2 separate regions of the Homo sapiens genome follow, and region 2 is linked to region 1. A link is an interaction called in ENCODE POLR2A ChIA-PET data of the cell type or tissue named here. Cell type or tissue: Panc1. All regions are shown on one strand. Links, peaks and the distances in the headings refer to the core of each region. The heading gives the core; the rest is flanking DNA. Region 1 overlaps ANKRD44 (ankyrin repeat domain 44). Region 2 has its middle 32 kb from the start of ANKRD44-DT.

The links. ChIA-PET counts read pairs that join two places held together with the same protein. Peaks named below come from ENCODE experiments on the same cell type or tissue, not always from the same donor. Only the 100,000 strongest peaks of a DNase experiment are listed, where the experiment ranks them.
Region 2: POLR2A ChIA-PET joins it to region 1 with 5 read pairs; 5 of 35 experiments call an interaction of 5 or more read pairs at or near these places.

What each region holds. Positions count from the first base shown.
Region 1 is chr2:197,284,075-197,292,380 of GRCh38, reverse strand. All of the region lies in intron 1 of ANKRD44 (ankyrin repeat domain 44), which reads left to right. The region is part of intron 5 of ANKRD44-IT1 (ANKRD44 intronic transcript 1); the gene reads left to right. Among named protein-coding and RNA genes, the nearest start is that of ANKRD44-IT1, 14 kb to the left of the region's middle. In Panc1, for the core only: no CTCF peak of the experiment used is centred there; a DNase peak (open chromatin) is centred at 4,900; H3K4me3 peaks cover 1,009 bases; H3K27ac peaks cover 2,259 bases.
Region 2 is chr2:197,338,932-197,347,237 of GRCh38, reverse strand. No RefSeq gene overlaps it. Among named protein-coding and RNA genes, the nearest start is that of ANKRD44-DT, 32 kb to the right of the region's middle. In Panc1, for the core only: no CTCF peak of the experiment used is centred there; no DNase peak of the experiment used is centred there.

The DNA of each region.
Region 1 (8,306 bases), core at 3,753-6,252:
CTCATGCCAGTTAGAATGGCGATCATTAAAAAGTCAGGAAACCGCAGGTGCTGGAGAGGATGTGGATAAATAGGAATGCTTTTACACTGTTGGTGGGAGTGTAAGTTAGTTCAACCATTGTGGAAGACAGTGTGGCGATCTCTCAAGAATCTAGAACTAGAAATACTATTTGACCCAGCAATCCCATTACTGGGTATATATCCAAAGGATTATGAATCATTCTACTATAAAGACACATGCACACATATGTTTATTGTGGCACTATTCACAATAGCAAAGACTTGGAACCAATTCAAATGTCCATCACTGATAGACTGGATTAAGAAAATGTGGCACATATACACAGTAGAATACTATGCAGCCATAAAAAAGGGATGAGTTCATGTCCTTTGCAGGGACATGGATGGAGGTGGAAACCATCATCCTCAGCAAACTATCACAGGGACAGAAGAGCAAACACTGCATGTTCTCACTCATAGGTGGGAATTGAACAATGAGATCACTTGGACACAGAGCAGGGAACATCACACACTGGGGCCTGTCGTGGGGTGGTGGGATGGGGGAGGGATAGCATTTGGAGAAATACCTAATGTAAATGACGAGTTAATGGGTGCAGCAAGCCAACATGGCACATGTATACATATGTATCAAACCTGCACATTGTGCACATGTACCCTAGAACTTAAAGTATAATTTAAAAAAAATACATGAGCAAGCATTATTCGATAGTTGGAAATTTTACATTGTTCCTTTTTCTCCTTGAGCTTATACTTCTATTCCACTTTCTCATGCAGAATTTGGCTGGGTGTGGTGGCTCATGCCTGTAAATTACCGCACTTTTATCCAAATATTATACATTATTTATTTTTTTGAGATGGAGTCTTGCTCTGTTGCCCAGGCTGGAGTGCAATGGCATGATCCCAGCTCACTGCAGCCTCCGCCTCCTGGGTTCAAGTGATCCTCCTGCCTCAGCCTCCCAAGTAGCTGGAATTACAGGGGCCCACCACCATGCCCAGCTAATTTTTGTGTTTTTAACAGAGACGGGATTTCACCATGTTGGCCAGGCTGGTCTTGAACTGCTGACCTCAGGTGATCCACCTGCCTTGGCCTCCCAAAGTGCTCGGATTACAGGCATGAGCCACCGCGCCTGGCCACATCTTATTTATTTTTTAGGGACAGGGTCTCACTCTGTTACCCAGCCTAGAGTGCAGTGGTGTGATTATAGCTTACAGCAGCCTGGAACTCCTGGGCTCAAGTGATCCTGTCACATCAGCCTCCTAAGTAGCTAGGGTTACAGGTACACACCAGCATGCCTGGCAAATCTTTGTTTTTTTTGTACAGACAGGGTCTCCCTATGTTGCCCACGCTAGTCTGAAACTCCTGGCCTCAAGGGATCCTCCCTCCTTGGCCTCCCAAAGTGTTGGGATTACAGGTGCGAGCTGCTGTGCCTGGCACAAATGTACTACATTAAAAAAAAACTGCAGAGGTTGCAGTGAGCTGAGATCTCACCACTGCACTCCAGCCTGGGCTGGACTGAGACTCCATCTCAAAAACAAAAACAAAAACAAAAAACAAAAAACAAACAAACAAAAAAACTGATTATCTTACAATGCTTTGTAATAGAAATGTGATCCTGAGATGCTAAGAGTTAAATAAATTTCTGGATTGAGTTTCCAATGATTATTAACAATGTATCAAAACAAATATAAAATTTGATAAATTAGTAATAATACATGCAAAGTAAAGCATGCTTATTTGGAATGAATTTCTTGATCTGTTGATGAGGCTCTTTCTTTTTAAAATGAGTTTGTGTATTTGTGAAGAACATGGCTTATTGCTGGGATGATACAGAGGGAGTTAAAAGTTCTGACTTCGAATCTCCTGGTTTTCAACTGGTCTTTTCTTTGACACCAGGAAACTCAAGTGAATCAGCAATAAAAAAAAATAATCCCATCAAGAAGTGAATAGACATTTCTCAAAAGAAGATATACAAACAGCCCACAAACATATGAAAAAATGCTCAACATCACTAACCATCAGGGAAATGCAAATTAAAACCACAATGAGATACCACCTTACTCCTGCAAGAATAGCCGTAATTAAAAAGTTGCAACACAATAGATGTTGGTGTGGATGTGGTGAAAAGGAAACACTTTTACACTGTTGGTGGGAATGTAAATTAGTACAACCTGGGATTATAGGCATGAGCCACAGTGCCCCACCTATTCATTTTATTTTTTCTTTTTGAAAAATAGACTATTGGGAGGCTGAGGCGGGCAGATCACTTGAAGTCAGGAGTTCGAGACCAGCCTGGCCAACATAGTGAAACCCCGTCTCTCCTAAAATACAAATATTAGCCAGGCGTGGTGGCGGGCACCTGTAATCTCAGCTACTTGGGAGGCTGAGGTTAGGAGAATTGCTTGAACCCAGGAGGTTGCAGTGAGCCGAGATCACGCCACTGCACTCAGCCTGGGTGATAGAGACTCCGTCTCAAAAAAAAAAAAAAGAGAAAAATTGACCATATTGTGGATAGTTTACATGAAATGGCATGCATCCACTTTAATGACATGTAGATGTGTTTTGACAAAAGTTACCTGTGTAATCACCCCCATAATCAAGATATGGAATGATTCTATCACCCCCAAAGAGTTCTATTCTGCTTCTTTGTCTTCCCTACTTTACATCCTAGGCAAATACTGATCTGCTGTCTGTTACTACAGATGAATTTCACACAAATGGAATCATACAGTTTGTCCTCTTTAGTTTCTGGCTTCTTTTGCTCAGCATAAGGATTTTGAGATTCGTTCATGTTTTGTGTATAAGGAGATAAAATCTTTCTTATTGCTAAATAGTGTTCCAATGTCTGGCTATACCATAATTTTTCATCCATTCATCTGTTGATGGAAATTTGGGTTGTACCCACATTTATCTATTATGAATAATTATGTGCAAGTCTTTTCTTTAAACATAAAGAAATTTCTCTTGTATAATACCTGATAAGTGCATGTTTATAAGAAACTGACAAACTGTTTTTCAAAGTGGTCGTACCATTTCACACTCCCCCAACAATACATATGGGTTAGTTTCTCCACATCCTTGTCAACACTTGGAATTAGCAGTCTTTTAAATTTTAGCTATACTAATATTTATGTAGTAATGTTTGTGAGTTTTTTGGTATTTTTTCTTTACTGATACATAATATTTTACATATTTATGGAGTCTATATGAGTGAGACATACATAGGATGTGTAATGACCAAACCAGTGTATTTGGGGGTATTCATCACTTTGAGTATTTATCATTTCTATACGTTGGTATCACTTAGAGCCTCTCTTCTAGTTACTTTGAAATATACAAAATATTGTTGCTAGGTATAATTACCCTAGTCTGCTACCAGACTTACAATTTATTTCTTCTACCTAAACTGTATGTTAGTACCCATTAACCAACCTCTCTTCATATCCTCCTCCCACCCACTTATCCTTCTCAGCCTCTGGTATCTGTTATTCTATCCTCTGGGTCCATGATTTCAAGTTTTTTAGCTCCCATATGTGAATGAGAACATATGGTATTTGTCTTTCTGTGCCTGGCTTATTTTACTTAACATTATGACCTCCAGTTTTATCCATGTTGCTGCAAGTGACATGATTTCATTGTTTTTTACGGCTGAATAGTATTCCATGGTGTGTGTGTGTGTATGTGTATATGTGTGTGTATATGTGTATATATATATATCACGTGTGTATGTGTATATATATATATCACATTTTCTTTATCCATTCATCTGTTGATGGACACTTAGATTCCATAACTTTGCTCTTGTGAATAGTGCTGTGATAAACTTGCATGTGCAGCTATCCCTTTTACATAGTGGTTTCTTTTCCTTTGGACTGATGCCCAACAGTGGGATTGCTAGGTCATATAGAAGTTATTTATATGTGTTTTTTTCTTTGAGAGATTGCCATGCTGTTCTCCATAGTGGTTGTATGGAGGTTGTATACATTCCCAACAACAGCATATAAGAGTTTCCTTTTCTCTGCATCCTCACCAGCATCTGTGAAACTTTATATACCGCCCATGAAGTTTCCTCTCAGATGTAGTGAATGAAGTTTCTATGTGCTTTTCCTTATATTCCACTCTGTGCAACTGGTTGAATAGCTGGATGTAAGTAACAGTGTTTCTCATTGGATTTGAACATTTGCTTAGAATATCATGGTATTTGAAAGCTAATTTCTCATATCTAAAGACCCAGATCCTCCTTTTATAACTGATTTTTGGGCAAACCCTAAATTTTTGGTCTTGAGGGAGTACATCAGATATCTTTTTTTCTTTTCTTTCTTTTTCTTTTTTTTTTTTTTTTTGAGACTGAGTCTCACTCTGTCACCCAGGCTGGAGTGCAATGATGTGATCTCGGCCCACTGCAACCTCTGCCTCCCGGGTTCAAGTGGTTCTCTGGCCTCAGCCTCCCAAGTGGCTGGGACTACAGGTGTGTGCCACCACACCGGGCTAATTTTTGTATTTTTAGGAGGGACAGGGTTTCACCATGTTGGCCAGGCTGGTCTTGAACTCCTGACCTCAAGTGATATGCCCGCCTCGGCCTCCCAAAGTGCTAGGATTACAGGCGTGAGCTACCGTACCCAGCGCGTGTCTACTTTGGTTTGCTAATTCCTGAATTAGCTAAGAAGTCCCCAGATCTCCTAAATAGAAAATAGGTATTATATCTCAGCAGTTACTTTACAAAAAACAGGGTAAAAGATCTAGATATAAACTTCACAATGATGTGTGGTTGTCTGTGTGTTGAATGGATTTGTTTGGCTTTTCTGTGTAGTGTTCAACAGCATTAAAAACGGTTCTTTGGAGAGAATACTAGTCTGATGACTAGTGTTGCTTGTTCCTCTCTTGCTCATCTCTAGAACAAACAGAAACACACGTCCTCTCTGCCAAGTATTCTGTGACGTCACAAGGCAGCTCCTACAGTGCAGCAGCTTTTTCTTACACTTTTCTTTTCTGGCTGCAGGAGAATTAATCTCTTCCTTCATACTTTTACCCATTTTTTTTAATCAGTTGGAGGATACATGATATTATTTAGAACATCTAGAAGGTATACTTTTTTAAAAAATAGACTTTAATTTTTAGGGCAATTTTATGTTCACAGCAAAATTGAGCAGAAAGTACAGAGAGTTCCATATACCCCTGTCCCCACAACCAGCCTCTCCCACTGTCACCATCCCCACTAGAGTGGTACATTTGTTACCATCGATGAACCTGCATTGACACATCATCACCCAAAGTCCATAGTTGACAGGGTTCACTCTTGGTGTTGTACGTTCTGTGGGTTTTGACAAATGTATAATGACATGTATCCACCATTATAGGGCCATACGGAGTAGTTTCACTGCCCTGAAAATCCTGCATGCTCTGCCTGCTCATGCCTGCTTACCCCCTAACCCCTGGCAACCACTGATCCTTTTTCTATCTCCGTAGTTTTATCTTTTCCAGAATGTTATACCGTTGGATAAATTCTTTTAAAAAGGGATCTAGCAGGATAAAGGAATTTTGAAACTGTAAGGGATCTTAGAGATTTTTCATTCTGTGGCCTTTTTTCATGCTTACCAAAGGTACATATTTTTCGACAGTTTGAATAGAAACCAATTCGTACAGTTTCATAAGCAAAAAAAAATTACATTAAAAATTAAGTTAATATTCCTGGGAGAAGTAAAGAGAAGCATTTAAAAAGGTATTTGGGAGGCCCAGGTGAGAGGATCACTTGAGGTCATGAGTTCAGGACCAGCCTGGACAACATAGCGAGACCCCCATCTCTACAAAAAATTAAAAAAAAAATTAGCCAGACATTGTGGCGTCCTTGTAGTCCTAGCTACTGGGGAGGCTGAGACAGGAGGATCAATTGGGCCCAGGAGATTGAGGCTGCAGTGAGATATGATCTTGCTACTGCACTTCAGCCTGGGTGACAGGGCAAAGCCCTGTCTCTTAAAAAAAAAAGAAAAAAAAAAGTAGAAGAAGTAGGTAAAAAATTCTTTCTGTCCTTAGATACTCTTTAAAGAATTTGAAAGCCAATTTTGGTTGCTATTTTGATAGCATTTAGGGAAATCTTTGAATTAAATAAAACCAAATTGCTTTCAAATTGAGACAGTTAATTTAAATAGAAATATGCTCAGTTTTATTGCAGAGTGGGACTGGAATCTTTTGAAGCAAAAGATGTTTGGAAAGGGTAATATGCCTTAATAGTGTCATGGGGGACCCTTATAGAGCAGCAAATGACTACACTGGCCCACCAGCTGCAATGGTCAAATGGAAAGGCTTTCTTCCTTGTGCCAAATTGGCCAGCTTGTCTCTTTACTTTATAAATTGGGTGGTACCATTGTCAGACTCACCCAGAGTTAGCTCTGGGGCTCAGGCATTTTGTGTGAGAGATGGAATGGTTGAATTACTGCCACTGGGCACTTAGCAATCAAACTGGAAGGCCTGATTCTGATTTTGTCAGAGGGTTCCCAGAGGTGACCATATAGTGAAATCTGTTCTTTTTTTTCAGAATCTGACCCTATATCATTTTATTGATCTCTTTAAGCTTTGTACAGGTTCTTTGTCAACCATAATGAGGTTTTATGTTTTCTTTCCTTTTTGTTTTTCTGCAATCTGTCCAACCAAGGTTTATTTTGCAGGAATTTGTGACTGGGGGCATGCCTGAGATGAGCAAACGGTGCAAATCTTTAAGGCTGTGACACTTGGCTGTTAATAGCTTAAGAAGCTCTTGGTTGTAGGAGTAAGTCATAAAGCCACAAAAGGATTTAGCTTCTTGAGAAAGCAGAAATCTACTTAGCATTTTTATGAGAAAATGGAGTGACTCCTCCATTAGAGTCAAGCATTAAGGCTTCAGCGTCAACTAGAATATTTCCCATAGTTTGGCAAGTTGCCTTTTAACCCATGGCTTCCCACACCTGGAACCTGTTTCCTCTAGTTGCTCCATCGCAGGCAGGCTACTGTGTTTTGATCAGAACCCAGAAGAAAAGAACCTGGGATCTGGGTATCACAGGTAGCATTTTATAGCATCAGACATGTTCCAGTGACTAACTCTTGGCTGCCCCATCCCCAGACACTTTCCTGCAGTGGGTTGGGGCTGGGGAGGTTGTGGAGCTCACTGATGCACATTTTGCAGTTTGGCTCAATGGGTCCACAGGCCTTACATAACCTAAACTCCCTGACTTTTCATCACTTCCTGCAGAATGTGATGTGGGTGGGCTGAGGGATTCAAGTAGAGACTAGTGGGTGATACTTAAACTTGCTCAAAGGGAACATCTTTTAGGGAGCCTTCTAGAGTGCCACAAAATTGGGCTATGACTGTTTCTGCCATCTGAGAGAGGGCTATCACTCTTTCTATTATCTTAACAAGCAGAAGATATATTTCTATTGTAAGTAGTGAAGCTCTTCGTATCTTAACATTGAATAATGTAAAAAAAAATTTAATTTTTTTTTTTTTGAGATGGAGTCTTGCTCTGTTGCCCAGGCTGGGGTACAGTGGTGTAATCTCGGCCCACTGTAACCTCTGCCTCCCGGGTTAAGGCAATTCTTGTGCCTCAGCCTCCCCAGTAGCTAGGATTACAGGTGCACACCACCACACCTGGCTAATTTTTGTATTTTTAGTAGAGACGGGGTTTCACCATGTTGGCCAGGCTGGTCTCGAACTCCTGGCCTCAAGTGATCCACCCACCTAGGCCTTCCAGAGTTTTGGGATTATAGGCATGAGCCACCACGCCTGGCTCTAATAATGTAAAAATTTTAATGAGTCATATTTCTAGAATTTTGTTTAAACACACAAATTATGTGTGTGTGTGTGTGTGTGTGTGTGTGTGTGTGTGTGTTTGACTCTCTGTTGCCGTGAGTTCTTGTTTGACCATGTGGTGGTATGTGCTAGGGTTTGGAGAAATTAATGGGAAAAAGAGTATATGTCACATTTAAGTAGTTTTTTTCCTTCTAAGAATTGGGAAAAGGCCTCCATTGTTTGATTTTCATGGTGAGGCAACTTGGACCTGGTCATAGAACATGAATGTCCTGAGGGATGATAGGGAATGCAGCGAATACCCAGAGAAATCCTGTTAGCCTGCCAGAGGCGGGAGTGACCCTCATTTCTTCATCTCCTTGTGCAGTTCTTCAATGTTCTTTGCAAGTGGATTTCACTAAAGTGAGTTCTGTCTATTAATGTCAATAGGTATAGATGTCTTTCCATCTTATCCATAACGTGGAGAAGATGCAATATGCCTCATAAATATTTCCAGGAACAATGTTCCTTT
Region 2 (8,306 bases), core at 3,022-5,521, 56 kb before region 1:
GATGCTTTTCAAGAAAGATGATAGCAATGATTTTAATAGGTTTGAGTTGGGTTGCTGGCCTGTTTCTTTGACTGCAAACCTGCTCTGAGATTTGGCTACTTGGGTCTCCAGTTATATCTGAGCGAGAGATAAATATTGGAGTAAGGCAGTTGCTTCCTCACTGAATGGTCTTTCTTCTTTCTTCAGCCTTAGGATCTTCTTTAACGATGTGGTTAGTTTATGACCTTTGGGGGAGCCTTTGGCTTGAATATATCTCAGTTTCTTAGCCTGGGTTCTCCCCAGACCAGATCCTGAGGCAAAGATTTGAGAACAGGTAGATGATTTGGGAATGCAATCCCAGGGGAAGTCAGGCAGAGAAGGAAAGAAGCTGCTAATACATGGACTTCGCCACTGAGACCAGCACTGGTATGGGTGACTGGTGTTCAGTCCTGGGGGACTTCTGAGGAGCTTTATGAAATACGTCTCAAAACTATCCTCTCAGGGGACAAAAGGGGAATGCATTTATCCATCAGCTCTAATCTTCTATCGGTCAAGGGTGGTCTAGTAGGCTTTAATAGTCCTGGGCTTTTGACTTGTGCCTGCCTAAGAGTGGAGCAGGTTCTCACGGACATCCCACCCTCTGGGTGTCAGAGAAGCCACAGAGCACGAGGCTGGAGGCCCCTGGTGTGGAACAGGGACAAGGTGGCCTCGGGTTGTATTTGCTCAGAGCCGGTTGCAGGCTGCCCAGAACTGGCTGCCCCAGCAGTGGCATGTAAAACATGATGTGTGCAAAAACGCAGACGGCTTGGGAGATGGCAGCGTGTCTGCTGGGACTGTAGATGTGAAGGAGAGCATAGTGGGAGGAGAATCTGAATGAGACTGTGCTGCTATGTAGGCTGAGACAAAGAATACTGGCCTCATCCTGAAAGCAATGGGGAGTCGGCAAAAACTTGATGCAAAAGAATGTCCCTGGTCTCAGTGTGCAGGATGGATGAATGGGGCTATGTATAGCATGTGGGGCTGGGGGTGGGGGTTGTTCTGGAAATTGTGAGACCTGTTAGGAGCCAGTATAGACAGTCCAGGTGAGAGTACACAGTGTGAGGATCTGAAATCAGACTGGGAGGCAGCGGTTACTGAAAGGAGGGGACAGATTTAACCCAGACCAAACAAGGAAAAGCTGGCCATGATGACAAGCCAGTGAGGTGCGTGTGACTCAGGCTGAGTAGAGCAGTCTCATTCCCTTTGGATCACAAGCTATAAGCGCACGGCCTCACAGTTAATGGCTGCCTTCTTTGCCTTATTCTCCACCATATGAGAGACTATATGCAAGCTCTTTTTTTTTTTTGAGACAGGATCTCACTCTGTCACCCAGGCTGATGTGCAGTGGTGTGATGATGGCTCACTGAACCCTCAACCCCTGGGCTCAGGTGATCCTCCCACCTCAGCCTCCCAAGTAGTTGGGACTACAGGCATGCACCACCATGCCTGGCTAATTTTTTGAATTTTTTGTAGAGATGGGATTTCACCATGTTGCCCAGGCTGGTCTCAAACTCCTGAGCTCAAGTGATCCTTCCACCTCAGCCTCCCAAAGTGCTGGGATTACAGACATGAGCCATTGTGCCCGGCCATGAGCTCCTTTTAAACACTTGGATTATTGTCTGGAATGACAATCTTTCAGTACCTAATAGTTAAGGTGCCATTGCTTTTGTTTTTGTTTTCTTCTGGTCCTGAGAGAACAAGGTCAATACACCTCAGAGAGTGAGGAAATTAATGTGTGTGTGAGCGTGTGTGCATTTGTGTGTGTGAGAGAGAGAGAGAGGAAATGAGTTAATTCTGTGGAGTTTCTGCATCCAGTCTAACCCAAGGCCTGTTCTAAACCCGACTTTCCATGGTTTGCTTATGTGACATGTAATTTACCCTTTTTAGCTTAAGCCACTTGAGTTGGGTTTCTCATAATCAAGAATCCTGACTAAAATAACATCTTTGTGTCCCAAGCTTTTTTCTACTTTTTGTTACCCAGGCTGGAGTACAGTGGTGTGATGATGGCTCGCTGAAGCCTCAACCTCCTGGGCTCAAGCGATCCTCTGACCTCAGCCTCCTGAGTAGTTGGGACTACAGGTATGCACCACCGCGCCTGGCTAATTTTTTAAATTTATTTTTTGTAGAGATGGAGTCTCACCATGTTGCCCAAGCTGATCGGGAACCCCTGGGCTCAAGTGACCCTCCTTTGGCCTCCCAAAGTGCTGGGATTTACAGACTGGAGCCACCGTGCCTAGAATATATTCTTCTACGGAAAAATAATAGGTCCAAAATTATCGCCAATTTACACCAACTCCAGAAATGTATAAGAATAACTTATTTCATCATACCCTTACAAGTACTAAGTATCAAACATTTTTTAAACCTTTATTAATTTCTTCAGAAAAAAATTATTTAACATTACTTATTTTTAATTACTGATGAGGTTGAGGCTGTTCCAATTCTACTTGTTTTGTATTTTCTTTTTGGAGAATTTTCTAATAATATCTTTTACCTATATTGGGCCTTCCATTTTTTTTTTAACAAAACCAATATATATAAAATCCTCCCTAGCTAAAAACTTGTTAATTTGCCTATCATGTTTATTTCAAATGTTTTCCTCAGTGTGGATGCTTGCCTTTAATTTAGCAGAAAATAACACAGACCTAATTTCCACTCTTTTGCCTCTATATGTTGATTACAAGCAACATTTTTTTAAAGAAACTGGCTTTTTTTTTTTTTTGAGGCAGGGTTTCACTCCCTTCACCCAGGCTGGAGTGCAGTGGTATGCTTTTGGCTCACTGCAACCTCCACCTCCTGGGCTCAAGTGATTCTCCTGCCTCAGCCTCCTGAGTAACTGGAACGCCAGGCATGTGGCATCACACCTAGCTAATTTTTGTATTTTTAGTACAGACGGGGTTTTACCATGTTGGCCAGGCTGGTCTCAAACTCCTGACCTCAAGTGATCCACCCACCTTGGCCTCCCAAAGTGCTAGGATTACCGGCGTGAGCCACTGTGCTCTGCCAGGAACTGGCTTTTAAAAATGGAAATCTCACGTGGCTGCTGTGGCAGACATGCAGGCCCTGCTCAGATCTCACTTTGAGAAGGAGCTCACATTTCAGCTGTGAGGAGTGCAATGCACTGACTGCCTGTAGATGCAAAACCTTCAGGGTCTGCCATGGCATATGGGAATGGAGACCACTCTCTTCCCAGGCAACTCCTGCTCAACAACTGAGCGTGGCAAGGGTACTAGGTCCTGGCCATCTTTGCCTAACACAGGACTCCTCTGTGAGAAATCTGTGTGTGGAGCCCCTGTTTGATGAAGTGAAATGTCCTCAGAGCTGCACTGCAGTCTGGAACTCTTCCTACCCAAGCCTCCTTCCCTCCCACTCTTCTTTCACAGTTGTCAGACAGATATTACAATCTGAAGGCTTTTTCCTGCCTCATCCTGCTCTCTCTCCTCTTCACTTTTCACAGGAACTACCCTCAGCCAACCTCCGACACCTTTATCTTCATCTTAAAAATTTTGTAAATTTACTTATTAAAAAAATTCACAATTGTGTGTGTGTGTGTGTGTGTGTACAAAATAGTACAACCTGACTGGGTGTGGTGGCTCACGCCTGTAATCCCAGCACTTTGGGAGGCCAAGGTGGGAGGATCACTTGAGTCCAGGAGTTCAAGACTAGCCTGGGCAACATGGAGAAACAGGAAAAAAAAATTTAGGCAGGGATGGTGGCACACGTCTGTGGTCCTAACTACTCAGGAGACTGAGGTGGGAGGATGGCTTGAGCCTGAGAGGCACAGGTTACGGTGAGCCGAGATTGTGTCATTGCACACTGAGTGACAGAGTGAGATTCTGTCTCAAAAGAAAAAAAAAAATAGGAGGCTAAATCAAGCTAATTAACATAGACATTATCTCACGTACTTATTTTGTTGTGGTTAGAACACTTAAAATCTGCTGTCTTAACAATTTTCAAGTAGACAGTATATTGTTATTAACTAGAATGAATAGATCTCTTTTTTTTTTTTTTTTTTTTTTTGAGACGGAATCTTGCTCTGTCACCCAGGCTAGAGTGCAGTGACACGATCTTGGCTCACTGCAAGCTCCTCCTCCCGGGTTCACACCATTCTCCTGCCTCAGCCTCCCAAGTAGCTGGGACTACAGGTGCCTGCCACTCTGCCCGGGTGGTCGAGCCAGGATGGTCTCAATCTCCTGATTTCGTAATCCGCCCACCTCGGCCCCGCAAAGTGCTGGGATTACAGGCGTGAGCCACCGCGCCCGGCCATGAATAGATCTCTTGAACTTATTCCTCCTAACTGAAATTTCATACCCTTTGACCACACCTCCCCAGTTTCGCCACCCTCATCTTCATCTTGGCATCTGCTTCTGGAGGACATACCTGACAGTTATTGTTACTGTGAAGTAGTTCAGGGAAATATAACAGAGAAAAGAAGAATCAAACTCAATCCTACCATTCGAACACATCTATTAGTACACAGAAGCAGACGGAAGATAGTTGGGTAGATGGCTGGAGGGACAGGGCAGAGATTTACTTTTGTCCAGTTGCCTGCTTATCCTCACATCTGGAACACAGTGGCACACAGCACGATCCACAGGCTTGCTCAATAAATTGAGAGATCAAGCTGTTTTCTACGAATGAGATGATACTGTATCTTTTTCCACTAAAAATACTGAGTTTAATTTTACTTGAATTTATCAGAAGAAAAAGTTTTAGTAAAACTTAAGGAATTGCTGAACTTCAGAAAAGACTAATCACCACAAAAGGAAACAATTTCCAGTAGGAACACCCTCAAATTTAAAAAATTTTATTTTTAAAACTTTTTTTTTTTGGAGATGGGGGGTCTCTCTATGTTCCCTGGCTGGCCTCAAACTACTGGGCTCAAGAGAGCCTCCTGCCTCAGCGTCTTAAGTGGCCAGTACTATGGGCACCTACCATGGCCAAATTATTTAATGAATTATCTTTGGCATTTTCTTTCTTTTTTCTTTCTTTCTTTCTTTCTTTCTTTCTTTCTTTCTTTCTTTCTTTCTTTCTTTCTTTCTTTCTTTCTCTCTCTCTCTCTTTCTTTCTTTCCTTTCTTTCTCTCTCTCTCTTTTCCTTCCTTCCTTCCTTCTCTCTCTCTTTCTTTCTTTTTTTGAGATGGAGTATCGCTCTGTCACCCAGGCTGGAGTTCAATGGCACGGTCTCGGCTCACTGCAACCTCCACCACGCAGGTTCAAGCAATTCTCTTGCCTCAGCCTCCTGAGTAGCTGGTACTACAGGCAAGTGCCACCACACCCAACTAATTTTTCTATTTTTAGTAGAGATGGGGTTTTACTATGTTGGCCAGGCTGGTCTCGAACTCCAGACCTCAGGTGATCCGCCTGCCTTAGCCTCCCAAAGTGTTGGGATTATAGGCGTGAGCCACCGCACCTGGCCCACATTTTCAATAATTTTTCTAGATACATTTTTGAATCCTGTCGTTATCCCTCAAAAAATTCCATAAGATTAATAAAACAGTAGTATGTTAAACTTATAAATTTATTTCTGATTGTCTTTGTTTGTGCTGCTATAACAAAATACCACAGACTGGGTAATTTATAAACATTAGAAACTTATTTCTCAGTCGGGTATGGTGGCTCACGCCTGTAATCCCAGCACTTTGGGAGGCCGAGGCAGGTGGATTACCTGAGGTTGAGAGTTCGAGACCAGCCTTGCCAACATGGTGAAACCCCGTCTCTACTAAAAATACAAAAATTAGCCAGGCGTGGTGGCAGGCACCCATAATCTTAGCTACTCGGGAGGCTGAGGCAGGATAATTGCTTGAATCTGGGAGGTGGAGGTTGCAGTGAGACGAGATCACGCCATTGCACTCCAGCTTGGGCGACAAGAGCGAGACTCTGTCTCAAAAAAAAAAAAAAAAAAGAAATTTATTTCTCACAATTCTGGAGGTTGGGAAGTCCCAGATGAAGGCATTGGCAAGTTCTGTGTTTAATGAGGCCTGCTTTCTCCTTCCAAGACTGTGCCTTGTTGCCCCAACCTTGGGAGGATGAACACTGTGTTCTCACATGACAAAATACAGAAGGACAAAGGGACAAACTCTTCCTCAGGCTCTTTTATAAGGGTGATAGTCCCGCCTATGGGGCAGAGCCCTCATGGTCTAGTCACCTTCCAAAGGCACCACCTTTTAGTACTATTGCACTAGGGATTATGTTTCAACATGGATTTTGGAGGGCTCACAAACATCGAAACCATAGCAGTGATAAATTGACATCCTCACTATACTCATTTTTAAATCTAAAAATATAATGTTTCTGCATTTATGTAAATCTCTGCATCCTTTCAACTTGGATTTGCATTTAAAAATTATGCAATGCAAATTTTTCATAAATATATTCCTATGCCTAGATATTTTATAGTTTGTGAAAGTGTAAATATCATTTAAAAGCAAATGCAGCCGTGTGCTGCATAATGACATTTCAGTCAACAATGGAGTGCATAGATGATGGTGGTCTCAGAAGATTATAATGCCAGCCGGGTGTGGTGGCTCATGCCTGTAATTCCAGCACTTAGGGAGGCCAAGGTGGGCGGATCACGAGGTCAAGAGATCGAGACCATCCTGGCCAACATGGTGAAAACCTGTCTCTAGTAAAAATACAAAAATTAGCCGGGCGTGGTGGCGCATGCCTGTAGTCCCAGGTACTTGGGAGGCTGAGGCAGGAGAATCACTTGAACCCTGGAGGTGGAGGTTGCAGTGAGCAGAGATCGCTCCATTGCACTCCAGCCTGGTGACAGAGCAAGATTCCATCTCAAGAAAAAAAAAAAAAGATTATAATGCCATATTTTTACTACACCTTTTCTATGTTTAGATATATTTAGATACACAAATACCATTGTGTTACAATTGCCTACTGTGTTACAATTGCCTACAGTAACATGCTGTACAGGTTTGTAGTCTAGGAGCAATAGGCTACACCATATAGCCTAGGTGTGCAGTAGGCTGTACCATCTAGGTTTGTGCAAGTATCCTCTGTGATGTTGGCACAATGACAGAATCACCTAACAACATGTTTCTAAGAATGTATCCCAGTCATTAAGCGACGTGTGACTGTAAATGATAATTTAGGACAACAAAGCCTATTGCTCTCATGAACAATTCAGAGTGTGAGGACCATGGAAGACAGAGGAAGGTAGAGAGCCACTGTCAGCACCTCTTCTCAGATGGAATCCTGCCACTTGTCCTCAGCAGCTTGTCCCCAGTTGATCCCTGGACGCTGACTCCCATTTTGGTATAGCTGGTCTCCTTGTTGGCAGAGCCTTCTTTCCACCAAAGGGGCTGAATGCTGGATTTTATGTTTTAGCCTCTCTTGCAATGAGAACCTGGACATGTGACTCAAACAGGTCAGTGAGATATAAAAGGAAACCTGTTGAGTATCTGGAAATGATTTTTTTCCCTGATAAGAGAGAAAAAAGCAGGAAGAAAGGCCACCCCCTCACTTTCTTCCTGCCTTTGAACATTGATGTGTGAGAATGTATTGCCCAGAGCTGTGGCAACCATCTCGAAACTATGGGGTGAAAGCCGGGCGTCTCTTCCATCCCAGAGACCCCATGTCACATGGCACTGCATCAACCAACCCTAGAACTGCCAAATGGAATAATGAAATGTTATCATTTGTGTGTCCTGTCACGTGCAACCAAAAGCACACTGTCTTATATGCTCTCCAAATCTGCCTTTGTCCCTCTCTGCTCTCTGTCCTGCAACTCATTTCTAGTTGATAGGCTGTCAGAGTGGCCTTGTTAATACCTCCAGATCTCACCATTTCTGCTCTCTGCTCTCCCACACATTCCTTCTCCTTCTTACTCTAGAAATCAGCCCCATCTGCTTCTGGCTAGAGCTCGAGTCTTCCACTCTTGTCTATATTCTGCTTGACCATTTGTCAGGAGTTTAAAAAACATGCGATTTTGCACACCGCTGTTCACGCACATATGTTTCTTTTTCTGCTCATCACTGATTCGCTCTTTGTGTGGTAACAGTGTTTTGATCTCCGAGGAGGAATGCTCTGCTTTCCTCTCAGTTCATGTTGTGTGAACAGAGGGATCCCATCCTTCGTGTTCCAGGCCCGGCTGCTCTTCCATTCTCACTGGCTCATGCACTAGCAAGTGGCACAACTGCAGCCAATGAGTTTCCACCCTGGGACCTTTATTTAATTAAACTAAGTAGAAATAAAGGTATCCCTTTTAGCAGGGATTGACAGAATCAGGCTGATGCAAGGCTGGAGTTCTGGGACCTGTAGGAAGTTGGGCTAAAA